2 separate regions of the Homo sapiens genome follow, and region 1 is linked to region 2. A link is a loop called in an ENCODE intact Hi-C map of the cell type or tissue named here. Cell type or tissue: B cell. All regions are shown on one strand. Links, peaks and the distances in the headings refer to the core of each region. The heading gives the core; the rest is flanking DNA. Region 1 holds the start of C11orf97 (chromosome 11 open reading frame 97). Region 2 has its middle 36 kb from the start of SLC36A4.

What was found. Peaks named below come from ENCODE experiments on the same cell type or tissue, not always from the same donor. Only the 100,000 strongest peaks of a DNase experiment are listed, where the experiment ranks them.
Region 1: it touches region 2 in a loop (29-fold over the local background); 19 of 110 quality-filtered maps call a loop at or near these places.

What each region holds. Positions count from the first base shown.
Region 1 is chr11:94,497,885-94,514,558 of GRCh38, reverse strand. It overlaps ANKRD49 (ankyrin repeat domain 49), which reads right to left. Exons shown (of 3, transcript NM_017704.3): 3 at 14,981-16,488. The coding sequence ends at 16,027. It overlaps C11orf97 (chromosome 11 open reading frame 97), which reads right to left and starts at 2,098. Exons shown (of 4, transcript NM_001190462.2): 1 at 1,886-2,098. The coding sequence starts at 2,030. It also overlaps a transcript of MRE11 not described here. RefSeq lists a silencer at 1,850-2,069 and an enhancer at 1,922-2,440. In B cell, for the core only: CTCF peaks have their summits at 9,471 and 9,674 (motif pointing right); a DNase peak (open chromatin) is centred at 9,658.
Region 2 is chr11:93,226,085-93,242,758 of GRCh38, reverse strand. No RefSeq gene overlaps it. Among named protein-coding and RNA genes, the nearest start is that of SLC36A4, 36 kb to the right of the region's middle. In B cell, for the core only: CTCF peaks have their summits at 5,837 (motif pointing right), 7,760 and 7,964; a DNase peak (open chromatin) is centred at 7,958; H3K27me3 peaks cover 399 bases.

The DNA.
Region 1 (16,674 bases), core at 6,077-14,076, 1.3 Mb before region 2:
CAAGGATGTTTACAAGCAAACAACCACACTTCGTGTTTGAGAGCAGGACTGTGATTAGGGAATATAGGGAATAGAAGCTGTAAAGAGACTGAAGACTTTTCCAATAATTACAGACATTTGAAAAATTGACTGAGTACTTTGTGCTTGTGCGAACAGCCTGTCTCTACTTAGGCTGAGTCCCTAAAAGGAGGTTCTGAGGGAGGCTGAGGCAGGAACTCTTTCATTTTCCCACCCCAACTTTGTGAGCTTGTGAAAGTTTGGACACCTGCCTTAAGTCATTAGTTCTTTCCCTGAAACTTGTGGAATGCCTAGCATGTAATAAAGACTCAATATGTTAAATTGATGAGTGAATGTTAATCCCACCTTTTACTCCTAGAGCCACAGGACTAAAGAAACTTAGAAACTAGCATCTTTAATGGGGAAATTTCCTGATAGAATTTGAAGTAGGAGGCTGGGCGTGGTGGCTCATGCCTGTAATCCCAGCACTTTGGGAGGCTGAGGCGAGCGGATCACTCGAGGCCAGGAGTTGAAGACCAGCCTGACCAACATGGCGATACCCTGTCTCTACTAAAAATGCGAAAACATTAGCCGGGCATGGTGGTGTGTGCCTGTAATCTCAGCTACTCAGGAGGCTGATGCATGAGAATTGCTTGAACCCAGGAGGCTGAGTTGCAGTGAGCCCAGATCATGCCACTGCACTCCAGCCTGGCAACAGAGTTGTCTAAAAATAATAATAATCATAATAATTTTAAGTAGGAGTAAAGAATCTCCATTACCCAAGTATACTGAATTTATGTGCTCTAAGCAAGGCCTCTGCATGCTGCTGATAATAATAACAAAAGGAATGACATTTCATAGTCATACTGGAGCTGATGCCCAGGGAAGAGGCCCCTTTCACCAGGAGGCAGTAGTTCTGTAACTTCTTGATGAGGTCTCTGGGGAGGAGAGTGTGTGGTCCACCAAGCACAAGTATGGAGGTGCTTCAGCCCAACCCTCCCTCCTGGGGCCTCCCGGTGCAGAGGAACCTTGGAGAAACCCAGTCTGCTCTCCAGAGATGCAGTCAAGAAGGTGCTGCAGGAAGGCTGGAAACTACTCTGTTCCTCTGGCTTATTCTTCTCACCATCATTCCTTAGCACCTACTGAAGACCTGGGGGTGCAAGAGGCTGTGAAATATCTGTTAATTCATGAAACAGTATGGGTGAATAACAACCTGGCTAGGACTCAAATTACAACCACTTCCATTATGGCTGTGGGCCAGAACTGTCTTTACCTATTTGAATATTGTGTGTTTGTCAGGGCAGAGAGCAAAGAACAGTGCGTTAAAATGTAGCCCATAATTATGAGATTCTAAAAGGATTGGGTAATTGTAGACTGAGAGTCCAAGAGATGGAAGTTAAAAGTGATTTTAGTATTTCGCCTGCACTGACTGGCTGTGGCAAGTCTCTTTCCTCTGGTCTAGATCTCAATTTCCTCATCTGTAAAATGAAATAACTGGCAAAATGAGCTGCGTGTTTCTAAGGGTGTATACGCATACATACATACATACACATATACATATACAAATGTGTATATAAAATGGTATACATATAAATGTGTGTGTGTGTGTGTGTGTGTTAATTCCTTTCAGAATAACGCCACTATGATTAAATTGGAGCTGATGCCCAGACCCTGAATTCAGGCAGGCTATCGGGAAGGAGGGCTTGGAAAGATGGACCTATGCTTTCTGCCACAGTGCCATCATCTCTGGTTCTGCCAAAAGCAGCAGCTCCACCTCCCCTGCCCCAAACCTTCTCAGCCAGTCCCACTGCGGTTTCCCCCAATTGCCCTGTCACTCGTTCTCCACGCCCCTCCTCCCAGTAGCGTCCGCGGCTGGAGCTGAACTCACACTGCTGGCCGTGCTCTAGGGGGCCGCGGCCGGGTTCCCCGCGCGCCCCGCACCCCAGCCCTGCTGGCGGAGGAGGCTGCTCCTCTTCGCGACCCGCCTTGGGCGCCACCACTGCGGTCACCACCACCGCCTCCTCGCCTGTCATGCCGCAGCGGTCTTCCGAGAGCCCTGGGCACGGTTTCCTTCTCAGCTCAGTCGCAGGCAGCCCAGCATGCGAGGCGTCTCGGGTTGCCATAGTGACTGCCGATTCTCCCCGCCCCCAGCCGGCCTTCCGAGGCCCTAGGTATTCCGCGCACCAAAGAAGGTGCTGAAGTTATGGGGCTGGGGTTATTATTATCATTGACCAAAGCAAAGGACTTTCCATTAATTTCTCGTTAATTTATTGTTAATTTCTCACACGAGCTCGGCAAGAGAGGCTTTACTATTCCCAGAGAATCCGAGATTCAGAAAAAGCGAAGGAAACTGCATAAGGCCTCATAGCTAGGAAGCGGCACCGTTGGAATGTGGACTCAGAAGTCTGGTCCCAAGCCGACAGAACAGATCACTGCCCAGAACAGAAAAGTTAGAAGTGGAACCGGTGTGCAGGTGAGTGCAAGGCACCGTCGCTGGTTTCACGCAGCCTTGTGCCTGTCGCGTCCTGCTCCCTGCTACACACACGCAACGTGATTGAATAAGTAAATACTGAGGATTCCCAACTTTCACGTTGTGAATTATTATATTAAGCACATTGTAGTTTCCAAGCTCTTTTGTATTCACAAAATAACAAACTAATAACTAACTTTACAGATGAAATCAAATTCAGCAAATTTTAATTTGAAGAGCAAGTAGAAAAATTCAGGGTTTTATTTGGAGCATAAGGTTGCTTTTGTCTTGGTTTGGTTTTGCAGGCCTTAAAAATGGATTACGTTGTGGTGTTAATTTTATGGAAGTTGAATGTGCATTGTTTTATAGTATTAAATCGTTCTACAAGGCTTGCAACCAAATATAGGAGACCTCTTCTGTCTCCACTGTACCCCAGAGCCAAACACTTTTAATACCAAATCCTTATATTGCTGCTTTTTATGTTTTTCAATTTTAGATATCATGTTGATTTCCTACGATGAAAGACGAGATTTCTCTCTCTTTCATACTCCCTGTGTCACATATACTTATTGCTCCTTTATACTCCCATTATAGATAAATTGAAATTTTGGCTAGAGTAATATTTGTTTACATTACTATGACAATTGTATTAGGCTAGTCTTGCATTGCTATATACCTGAAACTGGGTAATTTATAAAGAAAAAAGGTTTAGTTGGCTCACAGTTCTTCAGGCTTTACAGGAAGCATGATGCTGGCATCTGCTTGGCTTCTGGTGAAGCCTCCGGAAACTTACAATCATGGTGGAAGGCAAAGGAGGAACAGGCAGCTCACATAGCAAAAGCAGGAGATCGCTCTCTCTTTCTTTCTCTCTGTAGAGAGATATCTATCTATATCTATCTATATATATAGAGAGAGAGCGAGAGGCAATTAAAAGGTTGTGTGGAAAGGTTGCGTTCCTTTTTTATATCTCTGTATTTTTGCACTATTTTCTGAGAGATTTTTCTTAACATGAGTTTGAATTTCAAACTGCTCTCCAGTACCCACAGTGTTTCTCCAGGCAGTTCAGGCACTCCTCATTCATTTAATACATATTCATTGAATGACTGCTTTGTGTCAGGAGCTATTATATGTGCTAAGGATGCAGCCATGAACAAAACATACAAAAATCCCTGCCCTTATGTAGTTGAGCTCACATTCTGCCTAAGATTTGATTTGAACAGAGTTGTTGACATGTTTGTACGTGTGTGTATAACTTTTACCTAACATGTTTGGAGTGAATTCATCGCCATTCTCACCCAGCTATGTTACTGCCAACATGCCTTGGCTTTTGCTAAGCCCTTCGGCTATCAGAAGTCCATATGGCTGAAATAATTTGATGGGTGAGTTATGGCAACTCACCATGAGTTCTGATAGGTGAATTATGGCAACTCACCTATCAGAAGTCCAAATGGCAGAAATAATTTCCAAAAAGTTATTCTAAATGACTTATATTCACTATATCCTTACCTAATATGGGTTTATATAATTTGAAAGCAAAAACACCTAGATTTCATTTGATTGACTCATGATGCTATTTTAACATTATGTTCTTAGTTTTTATCAAGAAGCAGTGGGAAAAAAGTCAAATAAGAAATATTTCAGAATTTTAAGTGAAACTATTTTTAAAGATGCTGTTCATTCTGTCAACTGTCATTTGTTAGTTCTCACAGAATAAACTTCTTTAAGATTAGTTTCACCAATATCAGAAATGGTAAATCTATACCTAAAGATCTTACAGGCATTAAAAAGATAGGAAGATATTTTGAATAATTTGATGCTAGTAAATTTGACAACTTAGATAAAATAGAGAAATTACTTAAAAGCTTTCCAAAATAGACACAAGAAGAAATATAGCTTTAATAGAAGTAGTTATAAAAATATAACTACTAAAAATATGGAATTTAAAATTAAAACACATACCACAAAGAAAAAGCCTCACTGGTATCTTCCAAACATTTAAGAATGAAATAACACCAGTTCTGTCTAACCTCTTGCAGGAATTAAAAAAAAATGTTAACACTTCCCAACTCATCTTTATACCAAAATCTGAAAGAACATTACTAAAAAGGAAAATTATAGGTCAATATCTCTCAAGAAGATCAATTCAGATATTAAATAAAATATTAGCAAATATAACCCAAATGTAGCGTGTTAAAAAATGGATAATACATACATCACGATCAAGTTTTGATCATTGCAGGAATGCAAGGTTGTTTAAAATCAATACTGTATAACTTACCACATTAAAAAAATAAAAAAGGAAGAAATTAAACTGTTATTGGCTGTCAACATGGCTGTATACATAGAAAATTCAGGCCAGGCAAGGTGGGTCACGCCTGTAATCCAGCACTTTGGGAGGCTGAGGCGAGTGGATCATGAGGTCAAGGGATCGAGACCATCTGGCCAACATGGTGAAAACCCGTCTCTACTAAAAATACAAAAATTAGCTGGGCGTGGTGGTACGTGCCTGTAGTCCCAGCTACTCCGGAGGCTGAGGCAGGAGAATCACTTGAACCCGGGAGGTAGAGGTTGCAGTGAGCTGAGATCGCATCACTGCACTCCAGCCTGGCAACAGAGCAAGACTCCATCTCAAAAAGAAAAAAAAGAAAATTCAAATGAATGTACAGGTAAGCTATTGGAATTAATAAATTTATCAAGGGCAGTGGACACATGGTCAATAGAGAAAAATAAATGTTACTTTTATATAGTAAAAAAAATTAAAAATGGAATGTAAAAGACAATAACATTTATAACAGCATTGAGAGCCAAAAAAATACATTAAGGATAAATCTTTAAAAAGAGAGAACTCCAACTGAATACTCTAAAACGTTATCAAGAAAAAGTAATACCTAAATAAATGCAGAAATGTATTACAGTATATTCAAGAATTATAACACTGAATATTACAATGATGTTAATTTTCCTCAACTAGATCTAGAAATTTCATGTAATCTCAATATGAATCTCAGCAGGGTTGTTTAAAATAGATGTTGGCAAGGGGATTCTAAAATTAGAAAGTAAATGTAGCACTTTGGCAGGCTGAGGAGGGCGGATCACGAGGTCAAGAGTTTGAGACCAACCTGGCCAACATGGTGAAACCCCGTCTCTACTAAAAATACAAAAATTAACTGGGTGTGGTGGTGCGTGCCTGTAATCCCAGCTACTGGGGAGGCTGAGGCAGGAGAATGGCTTGAATCCAGGAGGCAGAGGTTGCAGTGAGCCGAGATCGTGCCACTGCACTCCAGCCTGGGTGAAAGAGCAAGACTCTGTCTCGAAAAAAAAAAAAAAAGGTAAATGTAGTGGGCCAAGACTGGTCAAAACAACTTTGAAAAATAAGAAAGAAGTTGGAATATCTACACTACCACATAATAAGACTTATGATAAAGCCAAAATATTAAAACTGTGGTATTGGGGCAAAGATAGCTCAATGAAATAAAATAGAATCTAGAAACAGACCCAACTAAATATGATCACCAGATAAATGATAAAAGTGTCACTGCAATGTAGTGTGTGTGTGTTTGTGTGAGGGGCTGTTCCTTTTAATAAGTGGCATTGATAAATTGGATATTAATATAGGAAAATGAACTTTGACTCCTACCGCATGTCAAATGCAAATATCAACTCAAAATAGCACTAAAGGTAAAACACAAAAGCTTCTAGAGTATAACAATGAAAAAAACCTTCATGATGTCTTCCTCATGTCTACCCTTTGGAGTAGACAACTACTTTTTAAACAGGAAACCAAAAGCACTAATCAAAAGAAGGCAATAGATATAGTAGAGGTCGTTAAAATTAAGATATTCTCAGGCCAGATGCTGTAGCTCATGCCTGTAATACCAGCACTTTAGGAGGCTGAGGCGGGAGGATGGCTTGAGCCCAGGAGTCTGAGAACAGCCTGGGGCAATATAGCAAGATTCTCTACAAAAACAAATACATGAATTAGTAGTCCTAGCTACTTGGGAGGCTGAGGCAGGAGAATTGCTTGAGCCGCAGAATTTGAGGCTGCACTGAGCTACGATCACACCAGTGCACTCCAGCCTGGGCAACAGCACAAGACCCTGTCTCTATAAAGTAAATAAATAAATAAAATTAAGATATTCTCTTCATTAAAATCACCAGTAAGAGTGTGAAAAGGCAAGCCACAGACCGAGAGAGCATATATCCAAAAAATAACTAGGATCCAGAATATATAAAGAACTTCTAAAAATAGGAAACGTGCACACATCCCAGAAAGAAAATGGAGAAAGATGAAGCACTTCATGAAAGAGAAGATCCAAGTGGTCAGTCATCACACATAAAAACATTGCTTCACATCATTAGTCACCAGGAATATGCAAATTAAAACTACAATGAGCTATTACTACATGCCCACTAGGAAGGCTATTAAAAAAAAATGAAATGAAAATCAACAAACCTGGCAGTAACAAGAGCCATGGGCGTGTGGAGCAATCGGAACGTTCACTTCTGCTGCTAAGAGTGTAAACTGGTAGAACTACTTTGGAGAACTGTTTTGGCAGTTTTTACTAAAGTGGAATATAAGTATATCCTGTGGCTCAGCAGGCTTTACTAGATATGCACTGAAATGTATAGTATGTACACCAAAACCATGTACTAGAATGTTTATGGCAGCGTTATTCATAAAATCCCCAAAGTGGAAACAATGCAAAATCCCCCCAAAAGTTAACAATATCATGTATATATAAATTATTACATATTCATATAACGGAATACATCAATAAAAAGAACAAAACCCTGCTACATGCAGAAATGGAGAAATCTCATAGATGTAATGTTGAGTGAAATAAACCAAATGCAAAAATATACACAATAAGTTATTACATTTATGTAGGCAAAACTAAATGATGGAAATAAAAGTTAGATTATAGTTACCTTTGAGGGAACACTGAGTGGAAGCACAAAGTAGCTGTTGGAGGTGCTGATTATGTTCTAGATCTTGAGCTGGGTGATAGTTACATAACCCTATTCACTTTGAAGAACTCACCAAGATTTCTGAATTTTACTTTGTGTATGCTATAGTTCTATAAAATTATACAAAAATTAAGAATATTTTATTTAGAAAAAAATGTCTAAAAATATTTTTACTCATAAAAATGTGGTTTATTTGATCAAATTAAAAAATATGCACAAAACAAACATAAAAAAAGGCTGGCACCGTGGCTCACACCTATAATCCCAGCACTTTTGGAGGCCAAGGCAGGAGGATCGCTTGAGGCCAGGAGTTTAAAACCAGCCTGGTCAACATAGCAAGACTCTCTCAATAAAAGAAAAATTAAAAAATTAGCTCGGCGTGGTGGCTTGCACTGTAGTCTTAGCTACACAGGAGGCAGTGGCTGGAGGATCAGTTGAGTCCAGGAGTTCAAGGCTGCAGTGAGTCATGATCGCACCACTGCACTCTAGCCTTGATGACAGAGCAAGACCCTGTCTCAAAAAAAAAAAAACAAAAAAAGCAATTACTGTCTTCCTCTTTTTTCTTCATTACCAAAAACCTTAAAGATAATCTTATCAATTTTAATAACTATATTGACTTAGGTGGTTTATTTCCTTCTTTCTCTTTCTAAATGGCTTTTGATTTTTTTTGTTTCCAATTGTTACATGTGTGTCTTCAATTATATACCAATGCATATTCTCTTGAAAGAAGTTACTGACACAAATAAGTATAAAAGGTACTGTTTTAGGTATGCACTGTGGTTTCCATTTTTCTCTTTTTAACTTTTTTTTAGGTTCAGGGGTACATTTGCTATATAGGAAAATTACATGTTGCAGGAGTTTGCTGTACAAATTATTTCATCACCCAGGTAATAAGCATACTACTTAAAAGTTTTTCAATCCTTACCCAAAAAAAAAACTGAAAATGAACAACAAAAACAGAATGAAAAAAAATCCAGGATGGTTGGGTTATCCTTTTAAAATTTCAATTACAGTCATGTGTCGCTTAATGGTGGGAGTGTGTTTTGAGAAATGTGTTGTTAGGCAATTTCATCGTTGTTCAAATATCAGAATGCACTTACACAAACCTAGGTGGCTAGGTGGCACAGCCTACTACACACTTAGGCTACTTGGTATAGCCTATTGCTCCTAGGCTACAAACCTGTAGAACATGTTACTATACTGTATACTGTAGGCAATTGTAACACAAGGGAAATATTTGTGTATCTTAAGAAATTTAAACATAGAGACGGTACGGTAAAAATATGGTATAGTTGACTTTAAAAGGTACACCTGTAGAGTGTGTACTTCATGAATGGAGCTTGAAGGACTTGGTGTTGCTCTGAGTGAGTCAGTGAGTGAGTGGTGGGCAAATGTGATGGCCTAAGACATTACCAAACGCTACTATAGACTTTATCAACACTGTTCACTTAGGCTGCACTAAATTTATGCAAACATATTTTTCTTTCTTCAATAATAAATTACCTTTAGCTTACTGTCCTTTTTTTACTTTATAAACTTAATTTTTAAAAACATTTTAAATCTTGTAATAACACTTAGTTTAAAATGCAAACACCTTGTACAGCTATGCAAAAGTATTTTTATAGCCTCATTCTATGAGCTTTTTTTGTATTTTCAATATGCATTATTTATATATTTTTAAATTTTAAACTTTTTTGTTAAAAACAAAGACATAAACACATACTTAGTCAAGGCCAAAATAGGGTCATCACGATCACTGTCTTCCCCCTCCACATCTTGTCCTGCTGGGAGGTGTTCAGGGGCAATAACATTATGGAGTTATTCCTATGTCATCTCCTATGATAATGCCTTCTTCTGGAATACTCCCTGAAGGACCTGCCTGAAACTGTTATACAGTTCACTTTTTTTAATAAGTAGAAGAACACCCTAAAATAATGACAGGAAGTATATTATAGTAAATACATAAACCAGTAACATAGTTGTTTATTATCATTATCCAGTGTTGTGTACTGTACGTAGTTGTATGTAAACATGACTGGCAGTGCAGTAGGTTTGTTTACATTTAGCATCACCTTGAACATGTGAGTAATGTGTTGTGCTATGACATTATGTCAGCTACCACATCACTGGGTGATAGGAAATTTTAGCTCCATTATAATCTTATGAGATCACTGTCAGTATAGGCGATACATCATTTACCCAAGCCTGACTGTAAATGGAAAAGACCAACATGACCACTAGATGGAGACAAAACCCAAGACTAAAGTTTTCTTATAAAAAGTTACACATTCGTGTAAAAAATGAAGTCTTTATCAAAGAAATAAAAAGTTTTAATATATTACCAGAGTAAATAAGTTACTTCATATTACTTGTGTTTAATTCTATAGATCTAAAACAGGTCTCAAGAAATCATCTCAGTTTGTCTTATAGCAAAACTGAATGAACAATGGGATGTTGAATGCTATCGTTTTTCTTCGGAAAAGTAGATGCTAAAACCACTTTGGTATCCTCTTGTAGGTTCTAACAGTCCTGATTTAAATTAAAAGCCAACCAAATCCTTCTTATATAGTAACTAACCATCTTTTCAAATTTCTTGAATCCTGCCAAATGGACTAATTATTTTAAAGCAATTATTTTGTTTCCCATTCTGTCATTTAATGGAGAAATTGGTCCTTCTGATTATAAAGGTTGTGTTACTTGGAATTTTAAAATTCCAGTGAATTGGTGAAACATATTTTTTTAAATAACAGGCCCCCCTGAAGATATATCCCTAGAATTTGAGGATGAGGTCATCTTATGCTTGCCATGGAAAATAATAAAAGAATAAAATTAGTCATATCTGGATATCTATTTTTAAAAATCGACTTCATAAAAATATAACTTATGTACAAAAACCCTGCATTACTCTTTAAAACCCAGTGACTTTTGACAGTTGTGTACACCTGCAAAATCATTACCACGATCAAGCTACGGCATATTTCCATCACCTCCAAAAGGTTCTCCCTGCCCTTTTGTAGTCCAACCTCTGTCCCCGTGACCAAGAAACCACTGAACTGCTTTCTGCCTATAAATGAGTTCATGTTTTTTCCAAGAAGATATTCAGTTGTTCCAGCACCATTTGTTTAAGAGAATGTCCCACTGAATTCCTTGGCACCTTTGTCAAAAATTAATTATCTATATCTGGATTTATTTCTAGACTCTGTTCTGTTCTATGGATCCACATGTCCATCCACCAATACTACACTGTCTCAATACTGTTGTTTTATAGCTAGTCTTTTTTTTTTTTTTTTTTTTTTTGAGACGGAGTCTCGCTCTGTCGCCCAGGCTGGAGTGCAGTGGCGGGATCTCGGCTCACTGCAAGTATAGCTAGTCTTAAAATTAGGTTATAAAAATCCCGATTTTAACGTTTTCTTTCTTTTTTTTTTTTTGACACGGAGTCTCACTCTGTTGCCTAGGCTGGAGTGCAGTGGCGCGATCTTGGCTCACTGCAGCCTCCGCCTCCTGGTTTCAAGCAAAAGCAATTCTCCTGCCTCAGCCTCCCGAGTAGCTAGGACTACAGGGGTGTGCCACCATGCCCAGCTAATTTTTTTGTATTTTTAGTAGAGACAGGGTTTCACCATGTTGGCCAGGATGGTCTTGATCTCTTGATCTTGTGATCTGCCCACCTTGGCCTCCCAAAATGTTGGATGGTGTGAGCCACCGTGTTTTCTTTTTAAATATTGCTTTGGCTCTTATGATTTTCAACTACTAGGATTTTTGCTTATCTATGTTCGTGTGCCATAAAATGCAATTCTCTCCTTATTGCATGAGTTCTCTTACATGAGGTGTCTAAAATAGTCATGCTCCTAGAAACAGAGAGTAGAATGGTGGCTGCCAGGATCTGGGGCAAGGGTAAACGGGAAGTAGTTATTCAATGAGTATAAAGTTTTAGTTATACGAGATGAATAATTTCTAGAGATCTGCTGTACAATCTAGAATCTCTGCAGTTCTAGAGATCTACAAGCGTTGTGCCTATAGATAAAAAAAATACTATGAACTAAAGTTTTAACAGGGCAGATCTCATGTTAAGTGTTCTTCACACAATAACAAGAAATTTGCACATAAGTATGGAATCTTACATGGAAGGGGAATATAATTAATAGATTTAGTGGCCAAGCATGGTGGCTCAAGTCTGTAATCCCAGCACTTTGGGAGGTCGAGACCAGCAGATTACTTGAGGCCAGGAGTTTGAGACCAGCCTGGCCAACATAGTGAAACCCAGTCTCTACTAAAAACATAAAAAATTAGCTGGGCATGGTAGCGCACGCCTGTAATCCCAACTACTTGGGAGGCTGAGGCATGAGAATCACTGGAACCTGGGAGGCAGAGGTTGCAGTGAGCTGAGATCATGCCAGTGCACTCTAGCCTGGACAACAGTGAGAGTCTGTCTCAAAAAGAAAAAAAACAAAAATTGAAAAATAAATAAATAAATTTAGTTATAGCCTATGTACAACATATACTTCATATGTGGATAAATGGCAAGCATATTTAAAAGTAGATACAAGTAACCAAATTCAAAAAATATAAACTGCAGCTTTAAAAGCAAATGCAGTTGCTTGTGCTCCTGATAGTAATTGTTATGTCCTCAAACCCTACTATAAATAAACTACATAAAAATAATATTAAAGAAAATGGAATTTTGGTTATTATGATAGACAAACTGGTGGTATACAGATAATATTCAAAAACACCACAGGTAAAAAGCTGTGACATTTGAACATGAGCTTTCTGGGAACTTAAGAAGATACACTAAACATGCACCAAATGATGCATTCTTTAATCAACTTTACAAATACATATCAAATACTAGTGTATGGTGAAGAGGAAAGGTGGTAGAATCAGATAGACAAACCTCCATCATGCGCACATGGCATGACAATGGGCAATCCGTGTAAGTTCTATAAACCTGATTTCCTTTTATACAATGATTATCTCAGAGAGTTGTTGTGAGGCTCACATGGTATCACACACGTGAAGCACATACAGCATAGTTGGCCCACAGTGAGCACTCAGTTGTTAGCTATTAATATTGTCACAGAGGTTTGGTGTACCACATCTTATATATATATAAGAACTTTCATGAAGATCAGATGAGACTATTTCATTCATAAAAGATGACTGGAGGACATTGATAAACACATAGCTTTTTAAAAAAACAATATGATTTCGATGTATTTCATATTGATATTTATTTTTAAAGTATTAAAGAAATTGACAAAATAAATAACACCATATGATTTTTACATTTAAATAACAAACTAGCCTACAACAAGATAGATATTATCCCTGATTTACCTATGAGAAAACCGAGGGGTTTTTTTTTTTGCCCAAAGTGACCCACAGGTGGCACTGAGGATTTGAACTCAGTTTGTCTCACTCAGAGTTTAATGCTCTGTGTAACCATCCTTCTGTGCCTCCAGGGAATGATTTCAGGCATGTAGATCTGTGCTTTCAATGGAGTAGCCATTAGACAAACATAGCTGAGAACTTGAAATGTGACTAAATCCAGATGTGCTGTAAAATACACCCTGTATTTTGAAGACTTACTGCAAAAAAAAGTAAAACATCTCAAAAAATTTTAAATATATATCTCATATTTTGGATGTATTGTCATATATATATAAAATTAATTTCACCTGTTTTTAATATGGCTCTTACGATTTTCAACTGCTAGGATTTTTGCTTATCTATGTTTGTGTGCCATAAAATGCAATTCTGTCCTTATTGCATGAGTCCTCTTATATGAGGTATCTAAAATAGTCATGCTAAAAACATAAAATTACATGAGGCCCATGTTTCTATGTGTTGGCACTGATTTAGATCATTTCCACTTAGGTTCTGAGAAGTAAAATTTTGGAGTTTCCAAGGGAAATTTCCAGGAATTTAAAACATCAATCAGCTACACTTAATCCTTCTTGGTTTACTCTCTTCTGAACTTAATAAAGATAGACCTTAAATATCCTTTAGAGAAAGCATTTCATATTGAACAAATTGAGTGGTCATCTAGTAATCCTACAGATGGACTGGAGCATCTTATGATAAACTAATTATAGCAAAGACATAATGATTTGGTGATATTATTTTGTAGGCAGTTGCATAAATTCCTAGAGCCATTGCAGGTAGGGTGAAGATGGTGTATGTGTTGATCAGGAATCAAGAGTTGATCCAGAGATTTCATTTTGGTATGGGACATAAATCTCAGTATAGTCTCTGGGCTTCTTCTGATCATGATTTTCCAGCATAGTGTTAGATAACATAATAGATGTCAAATAATACAAATAAATGTCTTCAGATTGTAGTATAAAGACTCTAAATCCCACCACTGTGGTAGGCTGTGGGTTGGAAGGCTCCCTGGAAAAGCATATTTAAGATTCATAAAAGCAAAGGCAACTAGTTCCACTTTAGGCCTAAGAATGACGCTATGAATCTTGAACAGTCACAAAAATTACCTCTTCCTCAAGCATATGTTAATCAAAATTAAACCCTTAGTTATGAAAAACTCAGATTTTATTTTTTAATAAGTCTTTGTATAGACTTTCCAAGATTAGAGAAAATTCTGTTTGTAAACTGAGCTATTTAGCCGGCCTAAACTGGAAAGTAGAAGTAATCCTTTCAAAGCACGATTAGTGACTGCCTTCTGTGCACAGAGCAGTCTAGTGAATGCTCTGGAAAGTATAAAGGAAGCAGACAATACAAATTCTGCCCTCAGGGGTGGGATTTGTCTTATGTGTAGAGTTTGCTCTCTAGCATCAGTGAGTGAGTGTTGAGGTCTGAAAACAAGGGAATAGACACATCTTAGGTCCTTATTGGAAACAAGACTTCTTTGGCTCCATACTTTAATGGAAAGTTTACATGGAATCATGGGTACAATCCATTCTCAAGTGAGAAAGGAGCCATCAGCTCTGTGACTTTCAGGCTAAGCAACCTCATTCAGCAGTCTGCTTGGATAAATAAGGTCTTATTCTATCATCACTGCCTGTCAGCTGTATCTGTCATTTGGTGCCACTAACTTAGGCCAGATTAAACAGAAAGCAACCTCTGCCACAAAGCATCTCCCTAGGAAGAGATCACAACATAAACTAAAGCACTAACTCTCAAGATCCTGTTGTCACGATGATTCAGTTCATATATTATCTCTGACTTTTCTGAGATGATCTAATAAGTTCTAAGCAAAAATAAATATTTAATCTTTGATTAAATAACATTATTACTTAGTCTAGGGTGACTGGGTTACGTAGGATGGCTTGAAAGAGATAAGCCTTGGTGGACATCTTAAAAATTTAACTGAAGTAAAGAGCAACTGGTTTAGTTCCCTTCCCCTGGAGTGTTGTGGTGTTGAGAAGACAAAACTTTGGGAACAATCACAGGGGGGCTAGATAGACAATGCAAAATTGCTGCTGGAGAGACTGAGTGAGTAGATGTTAAATAACTAAGTGCGTGCTGGATGAATAATGTTCTGGATCCAAGAAAGACATACACAGGTAAAAAATGAATTCATGCCTTTTGTGTTGTTCAAAACTTGTACTTTATTTTTCTCAAATATTTTTACTTATGCTTTTTGTCATTATCCACAGTGTTTTTTTTTTAAAGCCTGAGCCACTTTGTGGTTTTAGCCTCAATATAATAATCATCCCCTTACTCTTAGACTAATTCCTTTTCCCCTGTCACTTTGCCTGTATACTCTGTAAAAATGAGGACCTTAGAAAATCAACATTTCCTGTGAACTTGAGAGACTATACAAGCAGTGCCCAAATCAGTAGGATTAGGCAGGTAAAACCAGTTGGATAGCAGATATATTATGATCTGTTGGACAAAGGTATAGTTGTGTGCATGTCTACAAGGTCATCGTGATTCGCCATTAGCTTAAGGATCATGTAGGTTGACCAGGGTGAGGTAGGACTATCCACAGGATTGTGTAAATTGTGGTAGGGGATGCAGTATACAATATTCATGAATTAAACACTTAGCTAACTGCTTTCCTGAAAATGGTCTGTGTTCTAAAAGACAAAGATCTAGGTTTTTTGCTGTTTTTTACTTTAACTTATGAAGATTCAAGTCACTAATATGTTACTTGCTCTGGTTTAAAATGAAAGCAACTGGCTATGGTAAGGTAGAGAAGACAGCTGAATTGTATCAGAATATTTAAGACTTTTAAATTAAGTTCTGAGTTACCTCACCTTATAAAAATATATGTCAATATACTAAATACCCAACAAAGATCCAGGATGTGGGATATTTAAAAATACATTTCTCTTGTATCAGCACCAAAAATACCAGTTTCTGTACAACCCGTGTCAAGTTTTTAAGTATACACACATTAAAATTATTTCTGATAAAAAAATCACAAACTCCACAGAAATAATTAAAGATATATGCAAATTACTTTCAAATACATTTTGACATCAAAGTCAGGCAATTCACTTGGAAGAATGTTATAATGAATGTCACTGAATTTTTGTAGTAAGATGTTTGACGTCAACTTTGATTATGGGAATACATCTCACACACAGGAGGCACTGGTATTTAGAAACTTAGGAAAATTACTAGAATTGTTAAGACTGAGGTGAAGAATTTGTACAGCCTTCCACAATTTCAAAGAGGTAGTGATAGATACTTGTCCTCCTGGCAATATCAAATGCAGTTTCTTCCAAGTTGTTTTTCAGCCCTGGTTTGACGTAACGGTTCATCAGGAGGAGTTCTAGGGTATCCTTGCTGTCTCTGTTCCCAGCAGCAAGATGCAAGGGGGTCAAGAGGCCTTTTGTTTGGGCATTGATATCTGCATCATGCTGCAGTAAGAAAGAAGCCACTCTGGTATTATTCCACTTACAAGCACTGTGCAGGGGCGTCCAGCCATCCACAGTCACTGCATGAACATCGGCCCCCTGTGCAATGAGCTCCTGAACAATATCTAAGTGTCCACTGTAGGCTGCTCGATGAAGAGGGGTATACTCATCTTCATCCCTAGTGTTCACGTGAGTGGCCTTTTCAGAAAGGAGTCTCCGCACTGTGGTAAGCTGAGAAGAAAAAAAAGAAATCTTTCAACTCAACTCAAACCAAAACAATAACTAAAACAAAATTGTCTTGTGGTGTTAGATTTAATTAAGTTGAATAAAAACTTACTTGTTAGTAGATGACTTTAAAATGAAAATAATTTAAGATCTCTTTTTGGGGAGGAGAGGACTACTGATTTAAGAATGAAC
Region 2 (16,674 bases), core at 2,987-10,986:
CACATGGAAGCACAAAATCAGCTGATAAATTTAAAATGAAACATACTGCTGGTTACATGAAATGTAACTTAATGCTTCTGGTAAAACTGTTAGTCCAAAGTGAAAACTACCGAAATGTCTATCTACAGTAGAATGGATACATCGTAGCATAGAAATACAATGGAATATTACTGCAAATATAATAAAACACAACAAACTGTAGCCATATACAACAGCATGAATGAATCAAACAAAAAATACTAAGCAAAAACAGGACACAAAAGAATGCATATAATACATTCCATTTAAATAGAGTTCAAAAGTGGGCAAAACTAAACTACCTCATTTAGGGTTGCATATATAAATGGTTAAACGATTTTAAAAGCAATGATACCATTATCGTTAAAGATAGGATAACAGTTACCTTTGGGAAAAAGGAAGGTTTGTGATCAGGGCAAGACACGTTTGGTCAGAGGCTTTGGAACTGGCAATGTTCTATTTTTTATCCTGCAAATGACACTATGATGTCCACTTTATAAATATATGTAAAAATGTACATGAATATAGATTATATTTAATAATAAAATGATGTTTTCAATCATAAATTTAAAATGGTAGGGGAAGTGAGTATTCTCCTGTAATATGATTTATTGTCAGCCTTGTATTCTGTGTATTATATAATTTTGAGTACACGCAAAACACTATAGTAGGAGTGCTGGGGGATGTGTTTCTGACTTCAAGAAACTTATAATCGGTATGGTGGTTTCCAAACTTTTCAAGTTTGATGTTGCATTTTTAACATGAAAAGTGTCAAACACCAGCAATTATTTTGGTAGCTATTACTTGAGTGTCTATTAATTGAGACGGGAGAAGCTTTTATTAAATCAGTAAGGTTCTTTAATGAATTTTTATTTTATTATTTTATTAATTACAACACATCTTTCTACTTGTAAAACAAAAGAATGTATCCGTATGTGTCAAGTATTTCATTTGTAATGTCATTGGTAATGCCTTATGTGTATATTCATTCATTGAATCACAAAGCTTTATTGAGATCTACTTCTAGCCTGACACGATGCCTATTGGTTCATAGACTCCAGACAATTTTTTTTTTTTTTTTTTGAAACGGAGTCTCTCTCTGTCGCCTGGGCTGGAGTGCAGTGGCGCGATCTTGGCTTACTGCAAGCTCCATCTCCCGGGTTCACGCCATTCTCCTGCCTCAGCCTCCTGAGTGGCTAGGACTACAGGTGCCTGCCACCATGCCCGGCTAATTTTTTGTATTTTTAGTAGAGACGGGGTTTCACCATGTTAGCCAGGATGGTCTCGATCTCCTGACCTCGTGATCCGCCCGTCTCGGCCTCACAAAGTGCTGGGATTACCGGCATGAGCCACCTCACCCGGTCAACTCCAGGCAACATTTTTAAGCCCTCTCTGCATAGTATACAGTACCCAAGTTAAGAATCATTGATTTATATCACCTGGCCATAGTAATGTCTCTATGCTGAGAACTTCACACAAATACATTAGAGAGACACAGATTTTGCCACATTAGATGAAAAAGGCTGTGATGCAAAGCGATGTCGGTGTACACATAGAAGGAATAAAATGACATTTTTCTTTCAGAATATTGTCCTTTTTATTTGTCTAGCAGCCATTATTTATCTAAGATTCATCACAAGCATTGGACATTGCTCTGGTTCTCAAATCTATTTTATTTTTGTATAATAATTTTAATCTTGTGTATTTTATCAAGTTCATTTTCAGCTCTGCTCCTTCCTTCAGTGCAGCACAGGAGGTAAGAGAATAGGATGTAGAACAAATCTTCACTCTTTACTTCAACAAGTAACATCTCTCTCGATATCAGTGAATAATCTTTTGCAGACAAGCATCAGGAAACCTAGTTCAAACTGTTTTGCACATGAAACTGGTAAGTTGAGGAGGAACAGACACAGCTGAATCCAGGTGTAGCTTCATCTAGGATGTCAATCAATACTACTTTTTTTATTTTAACTTTTTTTAAGTTTTTAAAATTTTTGTGGGTACATAGTTGGTATATGTATTTATAGGGTACATGAGATGTTTTGATACAGGCATGCAATGTGAAGTAAGCACATTACGGAAATTGGGGTATCCATTGCCTCAACCATTTATCCTTTGAGTTACAAATAATCCAATTACACTCTTTAAGTTATTTTAAAATGTACAACTAAGTTATTGACTATAGTCATCCATTTGTGCTATCAAATAGTAGGTCATATTCATTCATTTTTTTGTGTGTGTGTGTTCATTAACTATCCCACCTCCCTGCCAGCCTGCCACTATCCTCCCCAGCATCTGGTAACTGTCCTTCTACTTTCCATGTCCATGAGTTCAATTGTTTTGATTTTTAGATCCCACAAGTAAGTGAGAACCTGAGATGTTTGTCTTTCTGTGTCTGGCTTATTTCACTAAACGCAATGATCTCCAGTTCAATTTCTATTATTTCAAATGACTGAATGTCATCTTTTTTTTTTTATGGCTGAATAGCACTACATACACAATACCTCTTGTGCGCTTGCTCTCCCCTCTCTTATCTTTGCTTTCTTCTACGTTAGTTTCATTCTCAGTGAGATCATATCCATGTGATGGCAGCAATATCCCTGACTAGTACAGATTTATATTCAAACAGTGTGAGAATCCCAGAAGAAAGATAGCAGCCCCTCATTGGAGAATGAAGTATCTATGTCATAAGAACACATTCCTCTGACCTATAACACCTAGAACACTGAGATAATTTAAAAATATATAGAGAGAGTCTGGCAGAGATCATCTTGCCAGAGGAATACTGAAAAATTTTACAGGATACAAAATTATACTATTTCCAATCTCTTCCAAACAGCCATATATTCTCCCTAATATATACCCCTTCACCAAAAGAATGAAAGTAAAAAAGCAAAAAGAAGAAAAACAACATTATAAAAATTATATTATCCAGGGCCTTTTATTTTCTTTAATCACTCAAGATTCTATGACTAAAAATTAAGTTTTCAGAAGAAAGTTCTTCTGGTTTTCCCTTATCAGTGGAAGTGGTTCCAATCAGGAAATGTTGAAACTAACAGTGCTATTCAGGAGCAATCAGTTATTTATAAACCACAAAAGGAAAAGACAACAACCCAGCTATTCAAAGTCGTCTACCTTTAGAAGATTACACAGAGTCTGATAGAAAGAAGCAGATTCAGAAGTTTTCTGCTAGTTGAGTTAGTAACCTACCTAATATAACAAGTATCAATCATTGGCATATTCATTTTATCCTTCAAAATGAATTATAGAGTACTTACTAATACTTAAGCATAAAGACATGCACTGCAAGTGATTAGCTATGGTTTTGGTATAATCATCCCTTCTGAACCAACATACTATTCATGTTTCACTCAATAAATATTAAGCTCCCATTCTACACCAAGCCCTGACTAAATGCTGGGGATACCATGTTGATTGGAGAGAGAAAGTCCCTGCCTTCATGGACATTGCATTCTGATGAGCGAAACCTGGTGAATGCCTTAGCCAGAATGTCTAGCATTCTGCCTGTGCTGGTACTTGTCTGGAATTTTTCATTTCTCCTATCCTGCTGTTAGATGTTACACTTCTTTGTTTCACTCAAAGTGCTGCTCTAGCTTAGTCCTCAGCATTCCACTGCAGATGAATTGCTTCCCTGTGATTAGGCTGGTTTGCAGAGTTCTCAGACTTAAGATGGCTGAAATTTCACACCTTTGCATGGTAACCACACGCATTCCATCACATGCACTTCTATTCCTTTATTTCTGTTCCTATTCACTATGAGAGAAACCCACATAATGGCAGGTATAGTGTCCCTCAAGTATGAGTGTACTCTGAAAGAAAATGCTCTCTGCTCATGAACACCTTCTGCAAAGATCATTTTTTTCCAAAGGGGCTTTTATAAGCTTCCCTGAATTAAATGGAAGAAAAAAACATCTCTCTTTGGAGCAATAGCCTGAAGATATCCTCCTTTGTCAGAAATTGTTTTCACTATGATCCCACTATCAAGTATATCCCATTCACCATCCCTGCATAAATCCCTGTTCTGTAGGTTAAAAGTTCTCCTTTTATACTCCCAGGTATATACCCAACACGAATTACGCGCTTGTTCACCAAAAGACATGGAGGATAACATTCATGGTAGCGCCATTCGTAATAGCTTCAAATTGGAAACAACCTAAATGTCCATCAACAGGAGAATGGATCAATATATTGTGGTATATTCCTACAACAGGATGCTGTACATTATGAAAGCTGACAAAACACAGCTACACGGAACCACTTGGATGAATCTCACAAGCTAACAATGAGCACAAGAATCCAGATAAGCAAGAATGCATAATGGGTTCCATTTACATAAAGTTCAAAACTAGACAAAGTTAATGCAGAGTTTTGAAGTGGTTCACTTTAGGATGGGAGAGAGGGAGAGTGTTTGGCAGAGGGCATGAGGGGGTCTTTTGAGGGGCTGGTAGCATTCTATATCTTGACTTGGTTTCACAGCTATGTTCATTTTGTGATATATATTGAACTATACACTTAGGATTTATGCACCATTTTCATGAAAAAGAGTTTTTCTTAATAAAAGTTATCCATTTGCTGCATTTACCAAGGTTTTATTTAGGTCCCACTTTCACAAGGGAGTTGCTCCTCACCATTCCTGGGGGTCATGTGGAACCAGGAAGGTTTTTCTCCCTGGGTAGCTGGAGATTGTGTTAATGTATATGTGGGGAGGGACAAAATCACACTCCAAATGGGAAAAGCCAAAGTTTGAAGAAGAAAGACAGTTCCAAGCAAAGTGAGGCCATAATCAGATGATGAAAAATTGGCCAGAGACTGGTGGGATCAAGCCCCAGAAAGCTGGTATCTGGGGACCAGAGGTTATGGGGCACAGTGGTTATATGCAGAGATGCTGGAGCCAGAATCCCTGGGTTGATTTCTCAAATCCATTAACTTCTGTTTTACTTTGGGCAGCTTCCTGAACCTCTCTGTGCCTCAGGCCCTCTTCTGTGAAATGCACCTGAGAAGTCAAAATGTAATACTTGTCAAGCACTCCCAGCTGTGCTTGTCCCATGCTGGGGGCTCAACATGTGTCAACGACTACATCTGCATCATTTTCTGCTCTCACAATCTATATACCAGAGCATGGCTGTCCACTGCTCACATGTTTTATAGGAAAGCAGGGGAAACCATTCTCTTCCTTCCTAGTCCTAGTTCCAAAGTTCCCAGGCCAGATACCTTTCCTGTCCATAAAAGCTATGACTAGAGAACAGGATCACATTCTATAAAATGACCACTCCCACCAAACCATGTGAATTGGGAGTCAGACGTTCAACAAAAGGGGCAGGTCAGTTTCCAGACAAACAAGCGAGGAGTGATTTGAATGATATCAAGAGGAGTACAGTACAAATAGCATATTGGTGGGTCCGCCTTTCTTCAAAATGAATGAAACTGTGCCTTTATACACACAATGTAGAAGTGTACGTTAAGCCTGAGTATTTGCCCCAGATTTAACTCTCTGCTTCGATAAGTCATGACTGGTATTTCTTTGGCTAGAAATAAAACAAAGCAGGTCCCACTTTCTGAGATAAACATTTAATTTAATTTTGTATCTCACTGGGTTTTTAATCCCATCACTTATCTCAATGCTCTGTTTCTCACTATTTTATCTCAGGGTTTCTGAATGTTCTCCTTGAACAAACAATGTAAACACAATAAACACCGTAACAGACAAGAACCTTGACATAGAAGTGGAGACACACTAGCGGTAAGGCATCCAAGGACACCAAGATAAAGCAGAGAAAAACATGAAGTAGCCAGTAGGTGGGGCTCGGAGGGAAGAATTGACAGTGGTGGTTGTGGGAGAGCACTGCAAGCTCAAACACTGTGCTAAATTTCAGGCGTTAGTAGAAATGTCAAATAGGTGTGTGTGTAGGCAATTATAAACATGAGAAATGCATAGAATGGTGCCTTACACAGAATAGGTGCTAAATAAATATTATCCAAATGAGTGAATGAATGAAAAGAGGAGAGACAACGGATTTGCTTTCATTCACATATAGGAGCTTTGAGAAGTCAAGGAATTTTAGAATTAAAAGGGACCAGTAAAGTCTATTCCCCTTACAAGTGGTTTGGGCTTGAGTACCTCAGTCTCAGGTTTGAATTAGGAATCAGTAAGAAAGAGAGAAAGAGAAAGCAACAGTGACACATGGATTTTTTAGGGAGTTAAAAGCATTCTAGAATAATGGATGGCTGAAGGACCGTTTGGGGGGAGGGGGGGAAAGCTGTCATGGGATAATTGGAACAGACCCCAAGGAGGTCATTTATCATGTCGTCTCTCTGCTGGCTGCAGAATATAGAAATCACTAGCTGATGACAACAATACTCTACGTTTGTGTAGTACTTCTAGTTCTGAAAGTGCAGTCAGACATTATCTCCATTAATTCTCACAAGCACATAGGTATTCTTTTCTGGGACTCAAAGGAAGTTACTAGCTCAGAAATAATGGATGCTCGTTGATGTATGAAGTTCCATTACCTCTAACAGGGAGATGGAATGTCCTTTAAAAGATTCCTCCACAAAATAACATATTCATTTATGTAGTAACAGGGAGAGTTGTTGAGAATTAAATGATATATTGTCTTTTCAAAGCTGTGAATTTATCAGTATTAACTTGGAAAGTGTCTTTACCTCCTCCTTCCAAGATAATAGCAAGGAGAGCCACCAAGGTGCTTTGGACAGTTTTCCAAGGGGAAGGAGGATGATGCTTGGTGGGAAAGTGGGGAGTGGCCCCATCCTGGAGGTGACTTCCCAGGGACTGGGAAGGCTGGGATGTTCAGTGTGTTCTGGGTCTCACTTTGCACCTGTGCACCGCTTGCAAGCATCACAAGAGGACACAACTTAGATGAGGGTGGTGGTGCTCGTAGGGGTAGAGCGATTGCTGTGAGAGGTATAACTATAACCCGCCTGGCGCAAGAAGCCTGACTGGTAGCAATAGACTAGATCTCAGCCTGTGCTTCCCAAGAGGCAGATGTAAGGGACAGAGACCTTTCACTTCCATTTTCCTCAACTGCTTACCTACTGGGATTTTAGTATGATCCATAGGAGATGGAAGCAAATTTAAAAAGCGAATATTGGAATTGTCACTAATCTTGGCAAATTAAGATTTGATTTGATATAGAAAAATAAAGACATACAATGTTTCTTATACTTGAGATGTCATGGAATGATTGTACATCTGTTAATCTTCATTCAACAAGCATTTATTGAGCACTTACTATGAGCCAGACTTTCTAGTAGGTGTTGGGGATATAGGGGAGAATAATAAAGAAATGGATCTTGTTTTTGAGTAGCTTGTTACATCTATAATGGACAGATAGACAATTAAACAAGGAATAACCAGACAGAGTGCTGAGTGTTAGAACAGGAGAAAGACAGGGATCTGAGACACCAGAAAAAAAGAGGTTACATAACCTAGTCTAGGAGACAAAGACAGCATCCCTGCAGAAGTCACAGTTAAGCTGAGACCTGAAGGATTCTGTCCTGCATCGCACAACACTTCCTTCCCACCACTGCTATGCTAAGCACTTACCCCAGTTACATAGTATTTGCTATTTTCAAATCTCTCTCTCACTAAGCATTGAGCTCCCAGAGGTCTTACAGCATCATGTAAATTATTAAAAAAAAAAAAATCTTTGTATCCTCAGCACCTCTGGTAGAGCTCCTACACTTAGTAGGCTTTCAATGCATAGCTGCTAAGTGACACAAAAATTGAAAGAATGAATAAATGATGAATGATGGGAGACCTAATTGCATTATATAGTAGAAATGCCAGTGTTCATCTGTAAAGGGTGCAGGCTGGATGCTGCATTCTAGTTAAGCAGTGTCACTACTGTGTCCTCCAGGCAGCCAGTTGCTGAGCATCCGCTAATTAAGGCTACACTGCCACTCTGAGGGCAGTCTGGGTAGTGCCAGGATTGGACAGGACACTGATGTCCGCTTTGGTTCTCAGCTTCAGGCTGGTGAAAGCACTAGCAATGCAGCCTCCTCTTTGAAGGAAAGGTCTCTCAACGCTGTCACAGTCCTTGCTCAGGCAGCCCTCAGTCCCTACTGCAAAGTAAGGGCATGAAGTCTTCTCTTAAAAGTGCAGGCTGGCTAAGGAAACCGAACCTCACTTTCATGGCACAATTTTGGGGACACAGAGGAATTGAGTCACATTCTTTTCCTTGTGTGTGGGTTGGAGAGGAGGAATCCAGTTCCTACCCCACCCCTCCCATTGCCCTGGAAGAGCCACCTGGGGTAAGCATGACCCCCTGGGGTAAGCATGAAGCCTGCACACTCACCTCAGCACAGGAGGGAAATGCTTTAGCTGAAATATTCCCCTCTTTAGTGACCCTACTTCTCTCCAGGGAGCTTTAAATGCTGGTGAATTCTGATCAGCATCCTGGAAGGGAATAATGAACTAGCACCCAGGGCACCTTCCTCACTTGTCTCCTAGCCAGTCCCCCAAACTTCTGTCTGGCTGTTACTGTGTGGCTCAATGAACTGGGGGCAAGAAAATCTAGATTATAACCCTGGGTTTGCTGATTCCTATGCGTTACACCTTTGGTTAGTTGATTAATCTCTTTGAACCTCAGTTAGCTGATCTACAAAATAAATATTAATATACCTGACCTATCTTACAGGGCTGTTGAAGAATCAAATGGTACAATATGCGGAATGCCCTTTGTGAACCTGCAAGCACTACACACGTGTAAAGTATTATTATGTCCAATATGTCTGGAAATGTATAAAATAATGATTCCATAGAAATGTACTTTTATGTTGTGAAATCCTCACTGTCTCTCGTTGTTAATCCAGGGAAACCACTGACTAGTATTCCTTTCACTTGATTGTCTCATTTCTTTCACTGATTAATTCATTCAAAAAGCAGTTATGAGCAAAATTCAACATCAAAAATATTGATTGAGTGCCTACAATATGCCAGGAACTGTTCTCAGTGCTGGAGATACCACGGATATTAAGGCAGATATATCCCTGCTTTCCTGCACTGGGGCTAGAGCAGGGAGTAAAATGGCAGTCCCTGCACTTAGGAGTTTACAGTCTAATGAGGAAGGTAGGAATTTTAAAACTAATCATATGAATAACTATGTGTGTGTGATATGGTTTGGCTCTGTCCCCACCCAAATCTCATGTCCAGTTGTAATTCCCAATATTGGGTGAGGGACCTGGTGGGAGGTGATTGAATCATGGGGGCAGATGTTCCCTTGCTGTTCTCATGATAGTGAGTGAATTCTCAAGATATCTGGTTGTTTGAAAGTGTGTAGCACTTCCCCCTTCACTCTTTTTCTCTTCTGCCACCATGTGAAGAAGGTGCTTTCTGCCATAATTGTAAGTATCCTGAGGCCTCCCCAGCCATGCCTCCTGTACAGCCTGTGGAACTGTGAGTCAATTAAATATCTTTTCTTCATAAATTCCCCAGTCTCAGATAGTTCTTTATAGCAGTGCGAGAGTGGACTAATACAGTGTGTATGTGGCAACATTAAACTCTCGTTAAGAACACAGGAAAAAAGAAAATGTTTAATATTGTTGTTATACTCTTGTCCTCATGAACCCTCAACTGCTAGTGGGAAAATTAACTAATGTCCAATGTCATTAAACTCCATTCAATCCAATATTTTATACAATTCTCAATCAGGCAATGCTCAGAATCCCCAGCAAAATGTTCAGCTTTTCAGGTTGCCCTCCCCTCCTTCTGTTTTGGTTCCGAAACTAGCATCTCGGTTTATGGGGGGATAGTAGGGGGTTGCAGGGAGGAGGTGTCATTTCCAGGACATGAGGCACAGGGGAAGAGTTGGGGTCCTCTAATGTGTCCTCTCTGTCTTCTGGTCTCCAGAGAAGTGCCTCTTGTCCTCCTATGTGCTGGTAAAGTCTGTGCTAGTGTCACTCAGACCCTGTCTTGGCTCTGTCAGATCCTGGGATTGACCCTTGGCTGGCTTGGTCCCCTGCCTGCATCTGCCAGCTGCAAAACCTAGGTCTCTACCACATTTGCTCTCCAGTCTGTTGGCTTGACAATCTACTCCTAACCTCTACTGTGAGAGTCACCTCACTCTGCAATGGCTGAGCCAGTAGCAGAGCTACTGACTTTCTACTCCACACCTATTCAACTTGTGAACTGAAGGGACTCAGAAAAGCTAAACCTCAGGGCCTCTCTCTGCTGGACCACACCACACCATTAGATCTGTGAGAGCTGCCCCAGAGACCAAAATGAGCAAGGGCTGTAAATCTTTTACCAACCTAGTGAGTTGTTCCCAGTACAGTCCAGATGAGAAATATGGGGACCCCCACACCCTGTTTTCCTCTTGCTCTCTGCCTTTGCCTCTGTCTGCCAGTGCTCAGGCCTGGGAAATGATATCTGCATGATACCTGTCTCATCATACCTTTGGCGAGTCTCGTGGCTTCACTAAATACCCTCCAGGAAGACTTGGATCTAAGTTCCTTTGCCCAGTGAATTCTTTATCCCTGCTCACTGCCCGGCTTCTTGCAGCTACTGAGATTTATCCACACTGCTGTCCATACACCAGGACCCCATCCCTCTACCTGCAAGTCTCAAAGCACCATAACACATTGCTGTTATGTGTAACAAACTCTTACTGAAGGTTAGGGGATGATGATGAGGGGCTGCATCAATAAATAAATAAATAAATAAATAAATAAAAAAGATGGGAAACAACTAAATCAAATAACAGAAGGCACTGGCCAAAGGCCCTCAGCTGTCTCTACCACAGTGACGGTCTTGCTGGTGACATTCCCAACTTTCTCACAAAGCCATCATTTCCTGGGACTTGTTTTATTTCCTTCTAGCCAAACACTTCTGTCAACTTTCTCAGTTCAGAGACACTCATTTACTGTCCCTACCGCCCCCCTGCAGGTAGCTAACCTGTAATTCTATTATGAAGGGAAATTTAGCTCCTTTTTATCAGATGCTAAGGTAGAATTAGCATACAGCAATGGTTAAGCTCATGGATTTTAAAACCAGCCTACCTTGGTTCAAATCTAGCCTTCATTGCTTACTAGCTGTGTGGTTTTAAGAAGTTGCTCATCCTCTCCGTACCAGTTTCCCCATCTGTAAACTTGGAATGGTTGTAGCCCCTACTGGCTGGGGCCCTTGTGAGGATTATATGATAAATACAAATAAATAAGATGCTTACATCTGTCCTATACAAAGTAAACACTCAATGAAATGTAGGTATTATTCTCTCTACTTCCTCCTTCCTACACTACCCTAGACCAGTGATTCTCAAACTTTAGCACATATCAGAATTATCTAAAAGTCTTATTAAATGTCAGGTTGCTGGGACCCAGAGTTTCTGATTCAATAGGTCTGGGATGGAGACAGAAAATTTGCATTTCTAACGAGTTCCCAAGTACTGTGATGAAGCTGGTTCAATGATCACACTTTGAGAACCACTGGCCTAGACCATGTTTTCCATTCTCAAAAAGTTCCATTAAGTTGTTTTTCTTGGCTTCCCACCCTTAGAAACAGGTAGAAGCTTCAAATTATACTTTTTTTTTTTTTGGTAGAGATGAGATCTCACCATATTGCCCAGGCTGGTCTTGAACTCCTAGCCTCAAGCAATCCTTCAGCCTTGGCCTCCCGAAGGGCTGAGATTACAGGCGTCAGCCACTGTGCCACGCCCTCAAATTATACTTGTTACAGAGCTTTTCTGGATCAAATTACATAGGCAAAAAAGAATTTATTATGCTGACTATTTGGTAACAAAGAAAAGGAAATAAAGAATATAAACATGTATATCCATGTTTTGTTGTTGCAAAAAAAAAAAAAAAAACCCAAAACAAACGAACAAACAAAAAACTTAGGAAAGATAAACCAGAAACTGATAGAATTGTTTACATAGGATAGGGTAGAAAGAACAGGAAAAAGAGTGACAAACTTCTCTGATTATGCCATTTTTTTTCTATAAATATATATATAGTTTTGACTGTTGGAAGCATGCTAGTGTTTTCATATTTAAAACATTAAATCAAGTCTGAGGAAAGAAGCCTAGAATTGAATTAAAAATACAAAATTAAGAGTATATCAAATAGATGACAGAACTGCATGAAAGGGAAAAAAATTGAATGAATCTAAGTCACTTTGGTTTTTGTTTCTTTTTTTTTTTTTTTGAGACGGAGCCTCGCTCTGTCACCCAGGCTGGAGTGCAGTGGCGCCATCTGGGCTCACTGCGAGCTCCGCCTCCCGAGTTCACACCATTCTCCTGCCTCAGCCTCCGGAGTAGCTGGGACTACAGGCGCCCGCCACCACGCCCAGCTAATTTTTTGTATTTTTAGTAGAGACAGGGTTTCACCGTGTTAGCCAGGATGGTCTTGATCTCCGCCCGCCTCGGCCTCCCAAAGTGCTGGCATTACAGATGTGAGCCAATGCGCCTGGCCGAATCCAAGTCACTTTGAACACAATACTTAGATATACACCCTCAGTCTAAAAACAAAAAGAAGTTCAAACAAATATTGTTTTGTTAGTGATATGGGTGTAGCAATTTTGAAATTATTTGGTGAGCATTTTAGGACTGAGTAAATTAGTAAATATACTAATGTTTCTGGTAGCCAGGTTTCCCACTATGAGAGAGAGGTGATATAATTTATGGAATGCGGAAAATTTAGAGGTGTCAGCATAAAATCATGTTTTTTCTAAGAAATAAAAAATAATAAAAATGTATATATCTTTCCTAGCTCTTTCTGCTGAAAGGGCCTAGAAGTAATGCTACTCTAGTTACAATGAGCACTCCTAGCACCTAGATCTTGGTGTCTAAAGATAATTCCCCTTTAAAAATAGCTGATTCTAAAATACAACATAAATACAAGATAAGACTAGAATATTTTGTTGTAGTAGAAAATAAAGAAATTATTTGAAAAATAAAAAGGCCCAAGGATGTTACAAAGAGGAAGAATCTCAAAGAGACCTCTAGCCAAATCAATGATCAAAAACAAAACAAATAAAAGAACAAAGACGGCTGGGCGCAGGGGCTCACGCCTGTAATCCCAACACTTTGAGAGGCCGAGGCAGGCAGATCACCTGAGATCAGGAGTTTGAGACCAGCCTGGCCAACACAGTGAAACCTGGTCTGTACTAAAAACACAAAAATTAGCTGGGCATGGTGGCGGGTGCCTCTAGTCCCAGCAACTCAGGAGTCTGAAGCAGGAGAATGGCGTGAACCCAGGAGGCGGAGCTGGTAGTGAGCCGAGATCGTGCCACTACACTCCAGCCTGGGCAACAGAGCGAGACTCCGTCTCAAAAAAAAAAAAAAAAAAAAAAAAAAAAAGATCCCAAAGAATCCTGACACTACTGGATTATAACACTGTGGAAAAAAACCTAAGAATCCACCAGTGCCCTTAATGATACTAAACAAAGAGAAAAACAAATAATAAGAATAACAGGAGAGCTTTTCTTTATAATAGAACATCAACTAGTAAATGTGGAAGGAATAACACAGAAAATCACGATTTTGCACCCATCATAGTAATATTTTGTTTAGATAAGAATCATCCAGGAATATTAAAACCATTGCGTGAAAGTTTGTTGGGAATGAGTATATTTACACAGCATGAAAATTTCTCCTCACAGATTATTCATTAACTACAAGAGGAAAAAAGTATTTCTACATAACAGATAACACTGTAGCTAAGTGACCACCAACAATGGGACAAACTGATATCTTATGATTCCTGATAAGAAAGGCTAAGAATACAACATCACTTATGTAACATTCCTGCCAAAAATGTATAACCTGAACTTAATTATGAGGAAACCACCAGTCAATCTCAAATTGAAGGATAAGCCACAAGGCAACTGGTCTGAATGTTTCAAAAATATCAATGTCAGAAGAGAAAAAGAAAGGCCAGGCATGGTGGCTCAAGCCTGTAATCCCAGCACTTTGGGAGGCCAAGGTGGACAGATTACAAGGTCAGGAGTTCGAGACCAGCCTAGCCAACATGGAGAAACCCCGTCTCTACTAAAAATAGAAAATTAGCAGGGCATGGTGGCGCATGCCTGTAATCCCAGCTACTTGGGAGGCTGAGGCAGGAGAATCTTTTGAACCTGGGAGGCTGAGGTTGTGGTGAGCCGAGATCATGCCATTGTACTCCAGCCTGGGCAACAAGAATGAAACTCCTCTCAAAAAAAAAGAAATAAAGAAAGAAAGAAAGGCTGTGGAGCCATTCTAGATTAAAAGTCATTAAAAAATGATTACAACTAAATGAAAAGCATGGTTCGTTACTGAATGTCTGATGAGAAAAAAAAATAAACACATTGCTATTAGGGATATTGCTAGGACAACTGATAGAATTTGGACAGAGATTGCATATTCCATAGTAGTATTATTGTATCATCATTAAATTTTTTGAACAGTCATTGCTCCATGTAAAACAATGTCCCTGTTCTTAAAATACAAATACTAAAGTATTAGGAGTGAATGTGCTTCAGTTGTATTTTTGAATCAGCTATTTTTAAAGGGGAATTATATGTAGGCATCAAGATCTAGGTGCTAGGTGTCTTCATTGTAGCTCAGGTTGCATTACTTCTAGGCCCTTTCACTAGGCCCTAAATACTTTAGTATTTATCTTTTAAGAGCAACAACAATAACATAGTTATAGGTGGAAAGATATAAAGCCAGCGTGGTAAAGTATTAACAATTGGCAAATCTCGGTGAAGGATATATGACAGTTTATTGTCCTAATTTAGCAACATTTCTATAAATGTGAAACTTTTACAAAATAAAAAGATAAAACAAATTTGAAAATCTTTAGGTGAATCTCTCTCCCCAACTAAATGGCATAAAAAAATTATCCTCCCTTTAAGCCCAGGGATTTTCCACTAATTTTGTCACTATTACATTTTCCTGTTGATAAGTTTTAGTTACTTCTTACAGGCAGCTGATGGAGAAGCAGGTTTGGGTGAAGGTGATGGGTGCAATTTGACACAGTGTCTTTGAGATCCAATGTGTCTCGAGAGATCCAATGTGATAGGAGCTCAGGGAAGAGGTCCCAGCCAAAGACATGGAATCAGGTGATATTAGTCCCTTGAGAGTTCTCCTGGAGGGAGCTTGGAGAATAAGAGTGGCAACTGTAAAGGAGACTAAGAGTGAATGGTGGGAGAACCAAGGGGAGCCATGGTTCAGCAGCTGTGGAAGGATACATTTCATATGGAGACCATGGTCCATAGCCTGAAATGTCCCAAGGAGTAAAGCAGACAACTGTAAAGTCCCCTGGATTTGGCAAGTAGGTGGTCCTTGGTAACCTGAATGACTTCCATAGGGGAGGGAGTTGAGGAGTGGGATTGGGTGAAACCACACCAGGGTGCATTAAAGAGTAATCGTGTGGCCAAGTGTGGTAGCTCATGCCTGTAATCCCACCACTTTGGGAGGCCGAGGTAGGCAGATCACTTGAGGTTAGCAGTTTGAGACAAGCCTCGCCAACATGGTAAAACCCCGTCTCTACTAAAAATACAAAAATTAGCCAGGCGTCGTGGCAGGCACGTGTAGTCCCAGCTACAGCTCAGGAGGCTGAGGCAGGAGAATCTCTTGAACCCAGGAGGTGGAAGTTGCACTGAGCTGAGATCGTGCCACTGCAGTCCAACCTGGGCAACACAGCAAGACTCTGTCTTTAAAAAAAAAAAAAAAAGTAATTGTGTAGGCCGGGCACAGTGGTTGAGGCCTGTAATCCCAGCACTTTGGGAGGCTGAGGCAGGCGGATATCTTTGAGCTCAGGAGTTCAAGACCAGCATGGGCAACATGGCAAAACCCCATCTCTACTAAAAATACAAAAAAATTAGCCATGTCTGGTGGTGGTGTGTGTCTGCAGTCCCAGCTACTTGAGAGGCTGAGGTGGGAAAATCTCTTGAGCCTGGGAGGCGGAGGTTGCAGTGAGCTGTGGTTGTGCCACTGCATTCCAGCCTGGGCAACAGAGCTAGACACTGTCTCAAAAACAAAAACAAAAACAAAAAGTAATTGTGGAGGTGAAATGTGATAAGAGTATTTGGATAAGCCTATTTGGAAGGGCAGGAGAGAAATATAGATGAAGGCAGATTTTTGGATTTGGTCTTTAGAGCTGGAAGGGATTTGCCCATGGAGAGGGGGAGGTTAGAGAATTGGAAAGGGGGATAGTTACATTAGCAAGAGCCCAGAGGAACCAGAGGGCAGGAGATCAGGGGTAGAGTGGTGGAACTAACCTGAGTAGGGAAAGAATGTATCTTCCCACCCAGTGGCCTATGAACCCTAGGGCCTTGTCTTCTGTCTTGATCTGTCTCAAAAGAAACCAAACTGTTAGCCTCTTTCCTAATATTTCTGATGAGCCAACCACAGGATCCTGGTAGGCAGGGTATTGACTTAGGTAGAGTTCTGAATTTGGAGTGGGAAGACAGCTTTAATTTCTTGTTTTTTGCTTGACTTCCTGACTGTGTTATCCTTTCTGAGCAGCAATGTCCTCATCTTTAAAATGAAAAAAATGTACTCCATGTAATAAAGTAGGACAATATATGAAAACACTTTAGAAAGGGACTTGCGATTAGGTAGCTTTTTTGAGGTGTTTGTTTGTTTGTTTGTTTGTCCCTCTGCTCTTAGGATCTGGCAATATTCCAGTGACCAGGAG